Regions from separate parts of the Homo sapiens genome. Here region 2 is linked to region 1. The links are chromatin contacts, found by Hi-C or POLR2A ChIA-PET in ENCODE. All regions are on one chromosome and are shown on one strand. The core of a region is the stretch at or near the end of the contact, and the rest is flanking DNA. Distances in the headings are between cores, read along the strand shown.

Evidence for each region. A loop is a pair of places that touch in the nucleus more often than their neighbours do. ChIA-PET counts read pairs that join two places held with the same protein, here RNA polymerase II (POLR2A). Pooled maps may share reads with other maps.
Region 2: a map of esophagus muscularis mucosa shows a loop between it and region 1 (2.9-fold over the local background). The contact joins two enhancer-like sites. A Hi-C loop is called at or near these places in 11 of 168 maps with a recorded cell type or tissue (A673, Caco-2, PC-3 and 8 more), 3 of 37 single-sample maps with no recorded cell type and 14 of 50 pooled maps. POLR2A ChIA-PET finds 5 or more read pairs at or near these places in 5 of 52 experiments (AG04450, T-cell, activated T-cell and 2 more).

The regions. Positions count from the first base shown.
Region 1 is chr3:112,577,900-112,581,122 of GRCh38, reverse strand. SLC35A5 (solute carrier family 35 member A5) reads right to left here. Exons shown (of 7, transcript NM_017945.5): 6 at 1-577. Among named protein-coding and RNA genes, the nearest start is that of SLC35A5, 17 kb to the right of the region's middle. Within about 2 kb of position 1,747, at least 2 of the 41 ENCODE cell types and tissues checked have a DNase peak (open chromatin) inside an H3K27ac peak, as active enhancers do.
Region 2 is chr3:112,628,062-112,631,284 of GRCh38, reverse strand. CCDC80 (coiled-coil domain containing 80) reads left to right here. Exons shown (of 8, transcript NM_199511.3): 3 at 1,016-1,172. Among named protein-coding and RNA genes, the nearest start is that of CCDC80, 11 kb to the left of the region's middle. Within about 2 kb of position 1,553, at least 5 of the 41 ENCODE cell types and tissues checked have a DNase peak (open chromatin) inside an H3K27ac peak, as active enhancers do.

The DNA of each region.
Region 1 (3,223 bases), core at 498-2,997:
CATCAAGACATGGAACATGTTATCCAGGAACTTCAGAATGAAAGCCACTGAAAGGCCCTGGAATGCAGTTACAAAAATAAGGGCTACTGAAAATGCACTGTGGCCATAAAAAAATCCACAGTTCTTAATCTGATCACGGTTACTCCTCTGAAGGCCCAGAGTCAGCCCATTAAACAGAATGCCAAAGAAATAGAGTTTGCTGTTCTGTATGAAGATGCTTTCAGTGAGCTGGTTCCCTTCCTTCAGTATCTTTTCATTATAGATATTAGCCATTGAAGAAATAAAACACTGGACTATAATAAGAACATGGCCCATGCCAAGACGGATGTGACTGAAAACTCTGGCTGTGGTGTTCCATTTAGCTTCAGGAAAAGTCCATTCCTTTGCTGTACAATTGTCTTTTCTGGGACACTCACTTCTGAAAAGAAGGCAGGAATTGGAAGGGCTGAAAAAGGCATCGTGATGAAATCCACGTCCTGCCAAGTTGTGCTGTAAAGTTTTAGTCCCGGCAGTCAAGGCCACAATAGACAAAAATAAAGTCAGGAGGGAAGCCCACTGGATCCAGTTTAGACGCCTCCTGTTCAAAGATGAAAAAAAAGATTTTACTACTGTTTTCCCCCCATATCAATAGTTTCTACTGAAAACTCAGACACTTGAGTATTTGGTTGAATAAACTGGACCCAGTTTTTGCTAGCATTTCCTACCACTCAAGTTCAGAGAAAAACTGTTGGTGCCTGTCTCTCAAATTTAATGTTTTAATTCATTTTTATAACACCTATCCCCTAAGGCTGCTCAAGTCATTTCCCTTCTGTGTAGGTTTCCTTTTAACCTACAAGTTTAACATGGCCTCCTTTCTACCTCTAGAGGTATCCTGGACCTCTGGCACAGTAACTTTTATTGTACTATAAAGTTACAGCAGAGATTCTCAACCTGGTTTCCCAGAACCAGAAAGAATGTAGATGAGCTTCAGAAATGTTGTGTACAGATGAATTTCCCCCTATGCAGGAGATCCTGCAAAGCTTTGTCAAATCTTTAAAGGTGTCCATAACCCAAAAAAGATTTAAAGGAGAAGGTTAGCTCTAGATCCATGTCCTAATCGTAGAGCATTAAACAGCAAACTGCTGGCTGACAAGCCAAAGAAAAATGTTATTTTGGGCAGTATTTCAGTTTACAAAGTCCTAACAATCCTTTGTTTATTTTCCTTAGCAACAAACTTGTGAGAAATAAAGGACATGTACTATTATTATTCCATTTTGCTGATTCATTCTATTCAACAGATGTTTAATAAGCAGCTACTACGTGCCAGGCAACCTGGGGCGATAAAGATGACTTATCTCCATGTTCAAGGAATTTATGCTTTAACAGTGAGAAAACAATGAAACTAAATGATTTCAGTATGTGTGAAAAGTGATTAATGGGACAAGTGGAGTAAACTGAGGAACACTACAATCTGTAAATAGTCAGGTATTGCTTCAAAGAGGAAATGACACTTGAGCTAGAAGATGAAAAATTAATTGAAGTTTATCATGTGAAAAAGGAGGTGGTGATATATCCAGGCAGAGGGAAGAGTCTCTATGCAAAGGCAACAAGAATGTACAATGTTGACAAAGAGGAATATCTCACTTTCATTGGCGTTGTCAGGAGGCCTCTTGGGGGAACAAAATCTTGATGTTTGAAGATCAGTTAGTTAGGCAAAGAAGGGGAACACCGAGAAAAAAAGAGGAACATAAAAAATGCAGAAGTGTAAAGCAATAGGTGGGAACCAGAAGTGAGAATTTTTATATCATTGGAGCATTTATTGAGCACCTACCATACACTTAGGCATTTCCGCTCTAAGGGAGGAAACAGTTAACCTAACAGATTTCCCTAAGGTCATGTACTTAAACACTAAAGAAGGGATCGGATCCATGGTTTTGTATGTCTTCCTTCTGCATCATCACACCTCCTAAGTATAATTCTAAGTTTCCAGGATGCACATATAGGAAGTTGTGTGCATATAAAGCTTCATGCTCTGAAACTGCTAAATGCACAGACTAGCCTAGATAGCAGCATACCTGTGCACACTATTATATGCTTTCTCATATGTATGTAATTTTCAAATAGCCTGATCTAGAACTTACTGATGGCGTTAGCGCAGCCTTATGCCATCAGGTGAGAAACTGTGAACTAACCACTTAAATTTCTGAAGGTGCAGCTGATACACATTAAGTAGCAGAAAACAAATAGAATGACCACAGAGATAAAAAATGGGTGTCCATTTTACAAAAAAAATTCCATAATTAATTATTGCAAATCGCATATAAGTGAGGCAATGATATAATCTATAGTTCCTTTAAAAGTTTTCTAGAGCTATACATTTTTCACTAATATTAAGAAAAAAGAAAGAAATCCTTAAGCTAAACAACACCTTCTGTAAACAATTACTCATTCAAGGTAATGCTCTAAGGAACGTAAAATTTATTAAGGATTAAGCTAAAAATTAAAAATGGTAGATTTTTAGGAAAGAAAATAAAGCTTAATAAATTACCCTGTAAAGTCAGCTGACAATCTGAAATGACAACTGAGTCTGCTAGGCCCAATTTGTTCTTCAGTTTAACTGATACAAAACAGTGGAAGCTCACTTCACTCATCTCTCCACTGCCTCGGTAAAACATAGTAATGGATGCTCAGAGCCGAATGCCTGTGGCTAGAAGGCTACTCTTCCTGAGGGCCTCTCCTCCCAAGTGAATTGTTTGCCCACAGAATCTCTGTTCCTAAACATGTTTTTGCCAGGTGACCTCACTGTTGTCACTACATAAAGATTACATAAATGATAAACTATGAGTAAAAGACAAGAAGCTGTTTTTATGAAAACTAAGTTGAACACTTTGGGAAGACTAAGTGAAGGTAAATCATTCAGAAGATAAAAAGCTGTTTTCTAATAACATATAGGTGAGCTAAGGAACTTCAATCAGTAACATACTCAAAGGGGGGGCTTTAGTTCAACATTAGAAGAATGATGAATACATGTATATTTACATATTCTAAGTTAAAATAAATTGTTTAGATATTTTCTATATATACTTATGTATATGATTCATCACTATAAGTTTTCCTAGCAACTAACCAATAGGTTCAAATTGTGTCAGATAAGAGCACTTCTATATTTGGTGGTAGTAAACTAGTGCAGGGTATGAAGACAATTAAATGGAAAGACTCACATAATTGTTTTCTCAAGAAACTG
Region 2 (3,223 bases), core at 304-2,803, 50 kb before region 1:
GGAACAGAGTTCTAGCTTCAGCTCAAGGATTGAGTAAAATTGGTAAAATTGGAGAAGGCTCAGGGAAGGGCAGCTAAATTAATCAAGAGAGTAGAGAAGCTTTTGTATTAGGTTAGATAAAAATAGTGAGACGTTCTCAGAGAAAAGATTCAAGAGGACCTCTTAAAAGTAGGGTTATCCTTACTGTATCCAAAATAAATTACATTTTCTCAGATTTCTGGTGACTAAAGTATTTCTTTTGATTGCTTTGTCTTTCCTCTTTTTTTTTTCCCCCAGAAGACAGGGGTCATAGGATGAGGATGAAAGACAGAGGGCTAGGTGAAAAATACCAGGTCTGAACCAAAGAGAGGGCTAAACTTAGAGTAAAAAACATCCTGTTGGAAAACTGCAATATCAAAAGACAAACACCACCAACTCTGTGCAGGCTGAATGTGACAGTGAATATATTCTATGTGACAAAACGTAGGCCTAAAAGTCATCATAAAACCTTTCTGCAAGGTTTTCTAATAAGAGTTCTAAATCACAGAATGTTTCGTAGTGCCCAGGGCCTGGCTATGAAACTCTCTTAACCCTGTGAAATGTGAATAATAGTAGTAACCACTGTATTAACCAATATCTAATCAGCCAGTGAGAATAATGAAGATCAAAATTAGGGAAGGAAAATAACATTTATTGAACAATTATTGCATGCCAAGTATTCATGTAATGTTCACAGCAGCCTTGCAAAATAAATATTCCTTTGCAGAGTTCACAAATAAGAAAAGTGAGACATGTGGAGGCTAGTAATGGAGGTAAATAATGGAAGTGAGTAGAAAACTCCAAGCTGTCTTGGAGACAAAAAGAGGCCTTTTCAAATGGCCCTTTTTGGTCCTAATTATGCTAACTGTTCAGCAGAACATTTGTAGCTTAGATGCAGTCACTACCAGCCCTCTCTTCCAAATCATCTCTTTGGGTTTTGCTTCAGTGTGAAACTATCACTATAAATGAGTATTTGTTTGTCTTCACCCACCTCCAGCTGATCACTGCTCCCAAGGCTGAGAACAATATGTATGTGCAACAACGTGATGAATATCTGGAAAGTTTCTGCAAGATGGCTACCAGGAAAATCTCTGTGATCACCATCTTCGGCCCTGTCAACAACAGCACCATGAAAATCGACCACTTTCAGCTAGGTTCTCTTAAACATTTTAATTATATTATTGTTTTTCTCATATCTAAGGTGGGACAAACTTTATGGTAGAGGTACATGGGGGATCCAAAAGAAAATGAAGATGTTCAGAGGGCTCTTTGGTTGTGATAACACAGGTCAGTTTGCCTGCTTATTTAAATAGCCATTCCAGGATGGTTCTCGTTTAAGTTTTAAGCACTGTAAAAAAGAAAAATACGCAAACACTCTATTGTCTGAAAGTCAGTAAGGTGGAAGAAAATGGGAAAAGTAACACAGTGTGGGAGAGAATCAGAGAGGCATTCAGACACTTTTTCTGGGTACTGAGTCTTCTCGCCTGTGAGCAGCCCCGTCTGATCTTCCTGCAGACTCTCCGCTGCAGGTGACTCATCACAGATGGGACTTGCCAGACTCTCGGAAGTACTTGACTCTGGCAAGCCTGAGGAAGGAATTAACCAGAACTGAGAGAAGCTGTTAAGATAAATGAAAAGTCACTGAAAATATGGACTGAACTGCACCCAAGTCCTTTTGGAGAGTAGAAGAATTTGGCTGAATTTAGAGTTTTCGCAATTTTACATATGAATGGTGCATGTGAGACTCATGAGGCGTACAGCCCAGTGTTGGACAGCTGAGATCTAACTCATTGCAGTTCTCCTGGGAACGTTGCAAGATTTACTGTGATTAGTTAAGCCTCATAGTCAGAAGCCCAAAATATGACCCACCCAGTTTATTTCATAATTATTGCATCTCTAGGGCTTTATTTTTTAAAAAGCTTTTTTTCTTATATGCACTTTCTACTGTTTTGTTGTTGTTCATGGTTTAACTACAAAAAAAAAAAACCTTAGAGTAATCCTTTATATTCCATCGTTTGCATATTCTGCATAGTTTCCGTAAAATATATTTCATCTAAAAGCACTTGAAAGAATATAAAATATATTTAGTAATATATAACTAATTATTTGTTAGTCAACATTTAACTTCAATACACATAACATTATCACACAGATTTTTCTGACATACGATCTTGGTGTAATTGAAGACATACTAGTTATATTATGTCACGATAATGTCAACTTGATTTGAATATGGTCTAGCCTTCTAAATCATATTTTTTTTATTGTGGTAAGTACACTTAACGTGAAATCTTCCCTCTTAATACATTTTTAAGTGCACAATACAGTATTGATAACTATAGGTACAATATTGTACGGCAGATCTCTAGAGCTGATTCAGGGTAAAGTATCAGTTATGCATTCTCTACTTTAAATAGCCCACCTTCCTCTGAGGTGGCTACAAAAGAAAAATAAATAGCATCTTTTCCAATGTCCCATCATAAATTATTGTGGATTGATGATTTATTTTTAGACATTTATCCTGCACTGTGTGTATAATTTAGGGGGAGAACAAGCAAAAAAGGAATTTTCTTAACCAAAACAACAATAATGATCATACAAACAAAAGACACAAAATGAATTCTGGAGACAGACAGATTTAAATCCAGGGTCACAATTTACTTGTTGTGTGACCTTGGGCAAGCTACTCCTAAGTCTTAGTTTAGAAGATAATCATATCTATTTCACAGGATTAAATAAGATAGTATACAGAAATGCCAGTCAGGTAATAGGCACTATTATGTGGTCATCCTCTGCATCACCATTTGATCTGGTAGTCATCTGGAAATCAATGAGCTGTCACACTTGTCACTAGAGCACCTATAATGGCAAAATACTTGTTATTGCTTTGTGCTGATTACAGAATGTTGACACAAGAACCCTCACAACAGCTCATCCAGATCAGGCTGCATTATTATTCTTGGTGATAAAACTGAAGCCCAAGAGACTAATACTACAAAGCCACGTATTTATTGGCTAACTAGGATTCAACCATTTGTTTCCTGGATTTTTCAAATAATAGCATGAGGGCAGTGAGCTTAATTACACTCCAGATGTCCAGAAAGGAAGTAAGTATTCAATCCAGCACAAAGACTGGTGCTGGCTAGTGATGAAAGCCCTCACAAACCAGGTGTTCCCAGTGTCAAATGTGTTACCTACCAACACT